2 separate regions of the Homo sapiens genome follow, and region 2 is linked to region 1. A link is an interaction called in ENCODE POLR2A ChIA-PET data of the cell type or tissue named here. Cell type or tissue: A673. All regions are shown on one strand. Links, peaks and the distances in the headings refer to the core of each region. The heading gives the core; the rest is flanking DNA. Region 1 overlaps CPNE4 (copine 4). Region 2 overlaps CPNE4 (copine 4).

Region 1 (4,408 bases), core at 281-4,280:
TCAAGAAAATGAAAATAATCCAAGTCTTTTCATATTTTATTCTATACGTATTATGTTGTCAAGTCATATAACATTTGTCTTACGTATTTTATTGAATATGTACTTGAAATGCTTCATACAATATAATTGTTATTGTGTTTACTGGGGGCAGGGGGTGTTTAAAAAAAAGAAAAAGAACCAAAAACAACATTTATTCTACACATAACACACACATAAAACATTTATTCCACCTCTACATAACAATAGTTGTTTAGACTTAGGCACTAAAAAATTGGCTAGAACTCAAAACTCAACTCAGTCCTTGAACCAATAATTTTTTAGTAAAATAACCTATAGCCTGCACAATCATAATTTAGATAGTGAAAATTATTCTTTCGTAAAACTAAACTTACTGATTGTATCTTTTCTTTTAGAGAATTAAATATAGATAAATCTTTCTATCTTGGAGATGTGGTCATATAAGTTTACAGAGACTTGTATGACACACAAAATGATAAATGAAGATACATTATTTTAAATGTCTCTTCTGTTTTACAAAGTTACCAGTGAAACAATGGGCATTGCAATTCACCTGAAGAGAATGTGGGCTTTGGCTACAAATTCACAATAATCCATTATTTTCATTATGCCCATAGTCCAGCAACATTCCCCTTCCAAATGGAGCTTCCTGCCTTTCCTTCAATGGCTTCCCAGAGCCCATGCGTTACATTTAAGCCTCTTTAGTCCAGAATTCTGGGCCCTTCATGCTTGGTTATAAGCTTGCTCACCCTGGTCTCACCAGAACGTTATTCTCACTGTACTACTACGTGTTTCCCAAAATCTGAAAGCAATTTTGCTTTTTGATATTTTTGACATGGTGTTATCTTGGACTGGACATGCTTTCTCCACCCGTAAAATTTGGATTTATTCCTCACCTATCACCACCTCAAATTACATTGTTTTAATAAGCGCTTTCTTGTCTCCCAGTGAGAGAAAATATGTCATTCTTTTGGCTTTCACAAAAGTTGCTTCTCTCTCTTTTCAGCATTAATTTCATTCTATCTTGAATTTTCTTTGGTTCTTCTCATATCTGTTTTCCTGGTAGAATACAGCACCATGAGGGTAGGACTCTTGGTTTACAGGTTCCCAAACTTGCGCAATTCTTTGGCCATTGTTACTGCTCAAGAAGAAATTTTTAATACATGTATTTGTAGTTAAAGCCTCTGTTTACTCACCTACAGTGTTTGATGAGAGCTTAATGTTTGATATTCCAAAGCGGTATTTTATGCTTGAAACAATCTATGCTACCTGAAAGCCTTTAGGGGCACTTAGTTGACCTACAGGGACTCCAGTAAACTCTAAACTCCTATATTTTCACGTTGAATCTGATCTCAATAGCCACCAAAAGGTTTTATTTCTTTTAGAAGGATAATAATGCAATAATGCATCCAGGTCTGCTTCTTATCTCCTAGAGGTCATGTTCATCATCTGCCACCCTTTGTGTGGCACCTGAGAGTCATTCAGACAGGTGGGCTTTGAACACACCTTTAAAATGCATCACTCTGAGAAGTAAAATCAGCAATGGCAAAACAGCAGTGCACACAATTATAAGCAGTTTCCTAAGCATGTATCTCTATATAACATAGTCAACTATTAGTTTATGAGTCCTAAAGGGAAGAAAGAGGGGAAATGCATAGAAAAGAATAATTTGTATTTAACTTTTGAGCTTTGGGGTCTTTATGTCCACAGTGAAACATAAGTGGGCCTGGCATTACAGTGATCCAGGTTTATGTGAATCTAGCTCTTCCTCAGCTATGCTGACCATGGAAAAAGAGGTATCATTGTCAAACATTTTTTAATTTGTGGATTTATTTATAAATCTTATATTTGGAAAACTATGTTAACTAAAAAATAAATTTACATAAAATTGAGATTATTCTGGTAAGCCTGGAGAATACGGAAACAATAAGGACAGTGTTCCTCCCCATTTTTGTGCATGACACCCTGATTTTTACAGGTGTGCAAGTGAGAACACTCAAAGTCATCTTTGACTCCTTTGTAGTCAATCAACTATCAAGATTTGTCTATATTCCTACATGAATATCCGTAAACTAGGCCCATTTCTGTCTCCATAGCTATTGCCCTCATCCAAGCTAATATCATCTCTCTTTTGGTCTACTAGACTGACCCTCTTTCTGGCCGCTCTCCAACTGGCTCACCACAATGCAGTTAGAGTGATCTTTTTAAAAATGCAAATCTGATTATGCCACTCTCCTGCTTAAGCCCTTTCAAAGGCTTCCCATTGCTCTTAAGACAAAGACCAGAATCCTTAACCTGGCTCATCAAGCCCTGCTTTCTCCGGCCCCTATATGGATCAGTGACCTCATTGTTTACTGCTAACTGTCACTTCTCACTTTCCAACCATATTGACCTTCTTTCAACAACTCAACTTCACCCTGTTCTTATAGCATGTATCTCATTTGGGATGAGTAAATATATGTGTGTTTTATGGTCTAATATCCATAAATCCTGGGGGAAGGGGAACAAGCATTTTCCCTGACTTGTTCATGTCTGTGTCACCTACTCATAGCACATGGCAGAGACTCACTATGGTATTTGTAATTAATGAATAAATGTATCACACTAACTATTTGCCCTCAGTAGACTGTGGCTTCCTAAAGGAAGCCAAATGCTTATTCATGGACCTAATATTCAACAGCCCTGTGCTTGGCACATTATAAGCACTGGGTAAACATTTATAGCAAATCGACTTGTAAGTCACCCTGACACTAGTCTAGAGCCTTGAGACTCAAAGTAAGATCAGATGCTATCGAGCATCAGAATTGCTTGGGAACGTGTTAGAAATCTAGACCATCAGAACCTACATGGGTTCTGCATTTTTCCCCCAGTTTCACTATTTTGTTGTGTAAAGTATACTAATCTAAAAGTGTACAACTTGGCTGGGCATGGTGCCTGGTATTTATTCTAATCCCAGCACTTTGGGAGGCCAAGGGGGGTGGATCACGTGAGGTCAGGAGTTCGAGACCAGCCTGGCCAACATGGTGAAGCCCTGTCTCTACTAAAAATACAAAAAATTAGCTGGGTGTGGTGGTGCATGCCTGTAATCCCAGCTACTCAGGAGGCTGAGGCAGGAGAATCGCTTGAACCTGGGAGACGGAGGTTACAGTGAGCTGAGATCATGCCATTGCCCTGCAGCCTGTGTGACAAGAGCCAAACTCTGTCTCAAAAAAAAAAAAAAAATCTGTACAACTTAATTTGTAAAGTGTACTAACCTAAAGTGTACTACTTATTGTGTCAATTTTGTTACCTTTTCCCACATCAAATGTAGAACATTTCCAGCACCAAAGAGGTTTTCCTTCTTCTTTTCAGTCAATACTCTCCCAGAGGCAACCACTGGTTTTACTTCTACTATCGTTAATTAGCTTATTAGCTTTTCATGTTCTTGAACTTACAAAATACCACTATTTTTTACTTAATATTTTCAGAGTCTGAATTTTCACAAATCACCCACAAATCACACATTTGAATATGTGCACATTCAAATTTGAGAAGTGTTTTTATGGAGCATTCATTCTCACTGCTGGCTGCACATTGATATCAACTGATGCCTAAGTACCACTTCCAGAGATTCTGATTTAATTGGCCTTGAGTGAGGACTGGACATCAGGACTTTTTGAAAATTCTTAGGGGATTGTAATATGCAGCTGAAATTTAAAAACACTGTTCTGTCTATCCTTAAGTTCTTTGTTTTTTTTTTTTTGTTTGTTTGTTTTTGTTTTTTTTTGTTTTTTTTTTTTGAGACCGAGTCTCGCTCTGTCGCCCAGGCTGGAGTGCAGTGGCGCAATCTTGGCTCACTGCAACCTCCGCCTCCCGGCTTCTAATTTTTTATATTTTTAGTAGAGACTGGGTTTCACCATGTTAGCTAGGATGGTCTCGAACTTCTAACCTCGTGATCCGCCTGCCTGGCCTCCCAAAGTGCTGGGATTACAGGCGTGAGCCACCGGGCCCAGCCTCCTTAAGTTCTATGTTGCACAATTCCTCCTGTCTCTGATCCATGCTAGGAGAGAACAGTCGTTACCTCTCAGAATAAAGCAGATCTTGCCTAGAGCAGATTTGCCTGCTTTTTTGTTTGTTTGCTGCTTTTCTCATCTCTTATCTTCCCTAGAACCTAAAGGAGATGCACTTAAGCCATTAGGTTGTTGCTCTCATCATCCTGTGGGAACAGTGGTGTGCTAGAGCTGACCCATACTGGCTTGTGAGGGCAGATTGTGTGCTTCCAACTATATACAATGTCATTCAAATTATTCAATGACATCATGTTGGTAGCTTGAACTTGGCCATGGTGGGAATATTTACACAACAGAAATTGGCAAACACTACCAATCAGGTTCTGTTTCCTCCCTGACTT
Region 2 (4,408 bases), core at 281-4,280, 180 kb after region 1:
TCTGAGACTGGGGAGCTGTTTGTTATTGGAGAATTACCTAAGTTGTCCTAACTGATACAACTCTAGCAGATACCCTTAGATGCCCCCATGTATATAGGTGCCTATGTTACACTCAGCAGTCTGTTATAATATAGTTCTGAATATGTGAACATGGCAAATCTCTACTGGATCCTATACCATATAAAATTGATGCCTTTACCTAGACCCTTGCCGTGTGTCAGTCAGATAGAAATCAGTCCAGAAGAGGTAACACATTCTGAACCTCTTGTCAAAGACACAGAGACCCAAGATACAGAAAAACTAGGTATCCCCCAAATCTTCAACACAAGAATTTCAAAATCATGTCTGGTATAATTAAGCATATTGGATCTTGGACTCAAATACTGTGACAGCAGCAGGAATAAATAAGTGTTCTGGGACTTCTCCTTCCCAGAACCCAATGCTTCATAGCACACAAATTACTCCTTCAGCTGGCTGCCATTTGATATTTCTATTTAAAAATGAAATCAATGAGCTTATTTTTCCACTGAAAAAATGGTTAACCTGTTTCTCTCAGACTTAGATAAAATGGAATGTTTTAGATAAGCTACTTTTAAAAGATTTTGAATGTAACTTAATATCATCTTGGTTCATATTTTAAATGTGTGTATGTATGCATATGTGTGTATACATACATACAATATAGAAAAAATATATTTTAAATATATATTTTAAATAAATACATATAAATAAAATATATTTTTAAAATATGTATTTTTCTATATTGTATGTATACACACATACATATATACGTTTGTATATACATACTATATATATATTTAAAAAACGTGAATGGATTTTTGATATGTTAACTCCTTCTATTCTATTACAACTACTCTCATTTCCCTCTTTTCTTTTCAATCTTTATCACTATGGAAACATATTTTACAAACTTCAATTTATATTACACATAGAAATTTTGTTCTTTGTATTTTATCTGCCATTATTTTATGGATTCTTTAATTTCAACATAGTCTTCCCAGATTTTCTCCCATTTTTATCGGAATAAGTTTCATTAGACTGAAATTCTATTAAATGATGTGAAATTGCCATTTATAGGTCAAAAATAGTTGAAAAGACAATTAAGTCAATATAATACAATTTTCTTAACTATTCTTTAGTGGTTGAACATGCTGATTATTTTCAGATTTTAACCTCAGAATAAGTTTTCTTTAAGTATCCTTATTCATTGATTTAAAAACTACTTTTTTAGTATATATGCCCAGATATAGGATTACTACCTAAAATGTTATTCTTTCCTTTATTCCTTTCTGGTGAACTTCCATGTATCCTTTGAGATCCAACTCAAATGTTTCCCTTTTTGTGAAGACATTAAATATTCTCCCTGCTCCCCACAACACTGTACGTATTTTGCAGCACTAACTCTTCCATGGCTCCTGAAAGTTTCAGTCTACAAGTCTGCCTTCACTGGCCTCTCAGCTGTAACTTACTCTCTTGTAAGTCATCTGTGTTGCTAACAGTGCTTGGAACACAGTAAATGCTCAATATGTGTTATGAAATGGAATGAGTAAATGGTTGTGCATGCTCTCAGGCACACAACATTTGCATGTGATATTTGATATTTAGCCCTAGGGCTGTTGGTCTCAAGGCAGAGCTCTGAAAAGCTCAGATTCTTTTGTTTTTATTTGAAGAGGTGGGAAGTGTGCTTTGAGCTAATTGACAACCAGTAGGCTCCAATATCTTTGTTTTTGCCCCTCAGCCCTGGTTCCTACCTTAACTGGATATTCACCTTTCTTGGCATCATACTGTGCTAAATATTTGTCTTTGACTTTTTCCACTTCCTGAGCATTCATTTTGTACCTGCCCTCCACTCTCCAAGTTCAATCTCTTTAGTTTGCTTTCACCTTAATGTCTGTAACTTTATTGATTCTTTAAAAGAGTTGTTTTTATGTAAATGCTTCCTGTTTTTTTTTTTTTTCTTCCAATTTTACCAACTTATTTCCACCTTCTCTATTCCTTCTTGGGGAGCCATAAAGACTGCATCCTAATTGCAATCCTGGATGATTTTGACTAAAAGTTAGGGTATAGGGTAAAATTCTCTAATTTGTTCTTTATGGACCTGAAGACAGGCAGGCAGCACACTAAAATTTCTAGTGAGGACTATTGATTTCCAAGCCCTCCTTCATGGACGGCGCACTCTCCTATACTTAAATATCAAGCAATACCCTGCAATAGTGCTTCTCTGAAAAGTAGTGTTCTTTCTTTTGCCAGTTGTTAGCTGTGTGACCTTGAGCAAGATGCTTAACTCTTTGAGACTGTTTCCTAACCAGGATATTTATAGCTATCACATGAAGATGAAGAGGTTAAGTGAGATGATGCACTTAATATTTCAACTCCTTAACACAGTGCCTGACACAATATCCATGCTTCCTAAGTATTGATGTACTCTTTATTTTGAAATGTTTCATCCTGATTAACTATACTATTTGTTAACTTGAGAAAATCTACATAATGCCCTCCCGCTGGGACACTCAGAGGACTAAGAACTTTTATATAAGGACTAATTTGAATAATATTCTCAGAGAGAGACTTAGAGGCAGGGTTGGGACAGAAGGAAAATGTGGAAGGGTGAACTCCCATGGAAGGTACTTTGAATACATAGTAGAGGCTTCAGTTCGTACTAGGTGACTTTTCTGCTGGATGCAAAGCCATTCACTGAGTTGTCCTTCTTTCATTTCTCTTACCATGCTCTAATGTCCCAACTCAACATATTTACATTATTTCCAGATAGGAAAACATCTTTATATATATATATTTTTTAAACCACTCTACTGAGATACAATTTACATATAAAAAGCTGCACATATTTAAAGTATACAATTCCATGAGTTTGAGAAGTATATACCCATAGAACCATCACTATCATCAAGACCATAAATATATGCATCATCTCCTAAAGTTTTCTCCCACCTCCTTTATTATTAAAATTGTTAATATGTGTATGTGTGTGGTAAGAACACTCAACATAAGATCTACCCTCTTATTGTACACACTTCAAGTATATAATACAGTATTGTTAGCTATAAGCATTATACTGTATAATAGATCTTCAGAGCTTATTTATCTTGTGTAACTAAAACTTTGTACCCTCTAATCATCACTTTTCCATTTTCTCCTTTCCTGGTAACCACCATTCTACTCTCTGCTCTATGAGTTTGACTATTTTAGGTTCCATATATAAGTGAGATCATACAGTATCTTTCTATTTCTGGCTTATTTCACCCAGCATAATGCTATTCGGGTCTATCAAGGTTGTCACAAATGGCATGATTTCCTTCTTTTTTAAGGCCGAATAATCTTCTATTGTATGTATACACCACATTTTCTTTATCCACTCATCTATCCATGAATGTTTAGGTTGTTTACATATCTTGGCTACTGTGAACAATGCTGCAATGAACAAGGCAGTGCAGATATTTCTTCCAGATCCGAATTTCAATTCTTTTGGATGTATACCCAGAAGTGGGTTTGCTGGATCAGGTGGTAAATCTATTTTTAATTTGTTAGAACTCTCCATGCTGTTTTCCATAATGGTTGTATCAATTTATACTCCCACCAACAGTGTACAAGGGTTCCCTTTCTGCCAAATCCTCACTAACACTTAACTAACACTTACCTTTTTTTAATCTATGATTGCCTTCCTAACAGGTGTGAGGTGGTATCTCTTTGTGGTTTTGATTTGCGTTTCCCTCATGTTTATATTTTCTTGGGAGAAATGTCTATTCGGATCCTTTGCCATTTTACAATCAGGTTATTTGGGAATTTTGTTTTCTATTTGTGTGTATGCTATTGAGTTGTAGCAGTTCCTTGTATATTTTTTATATTAACCATTTATCAGATATATGACAGACAAAAATATTCTCCCATTTCAGAGGCTACCTCTTCATTTTGCTGATTGTTTCCTATGCTGTGCAGAAGCTTTTCATTTTGGCATAAACTTGTTTATTACTTTTATTGCCTGTGCTTTTAGTGTCATATCTAAAACATTATTGCCAAGACCAATGTCAAGAAGCCTTTCCCCTACATTTTCTTTTGGAAGCTTTATGGTTCCAGGTTTCACATTTAAAGCATTAATATCATTATATGTTTATGAGTTCTCTACTTCTTTCTCCTCCTCCTCGTCCTCCTCTTCTTGATTCTTCTCTTCCTTTTCTACCTCCTTATTCTCTTCCTTCCACTCTTTTCTTCCTTTCCATGACTCCTTTTCAATTCTTTTTCTTGTGTATTGCAAAAGAAGATTTTTGTCTATTGCAAGGATAAAGTCTAATATCCTGATTACTTAAACCTACTTCAGATAATTGATGACCCTTAAGAAATACTGTCAGCTTTTTTAGCCTGGTCCCCTTGG

What was found. Peaks named below come from ENCODE experiments on the same cell type or tissue, not always from the same donor. Only the 100,000 strongest peaks of a DNase experiment are listed, where the experiment ranks them.
Region 2: POLR2A ChIA-PET joins it to region 1 with 8 read pairs; 2 of 35 experiments call an interaction of 5 or more read pairs at or near these places.

Annotation. Positions count from the first base shown.
Region 1 is chr3:131,986,220-131,990,627 of GRCh38, reverse strand. All of the region lies in intron 1 of CPNE4 (copine 4), which reads left to right. Among named protein-coding and RNA genes, the nearest start is that of MIR5704, 2.5 kb to the right of the region's middle. In A673, for the core only: no CTCF peak of the experiment used is centred there; a DNase peak (open chromatin) is centred at 2,207.
Region 2 is chr3:131,809,791-131,814,198 of GRCh38, reverse strand. The region is part of intron 2 of CPNE4 (copine 4); the gene reads left to right. All of the region lies in intron 2 of LOC105374113 (a long non-coding RNA gene), which reads right to left. Among named protein-coding and RNA genes, the nearest start is that of MIR5704, 170 kb to the left of the region's middle. In A673, for the core only: no CTCF peak of the experiment used is centred there; a DNase peak (open chromatin) is centred at 2,528.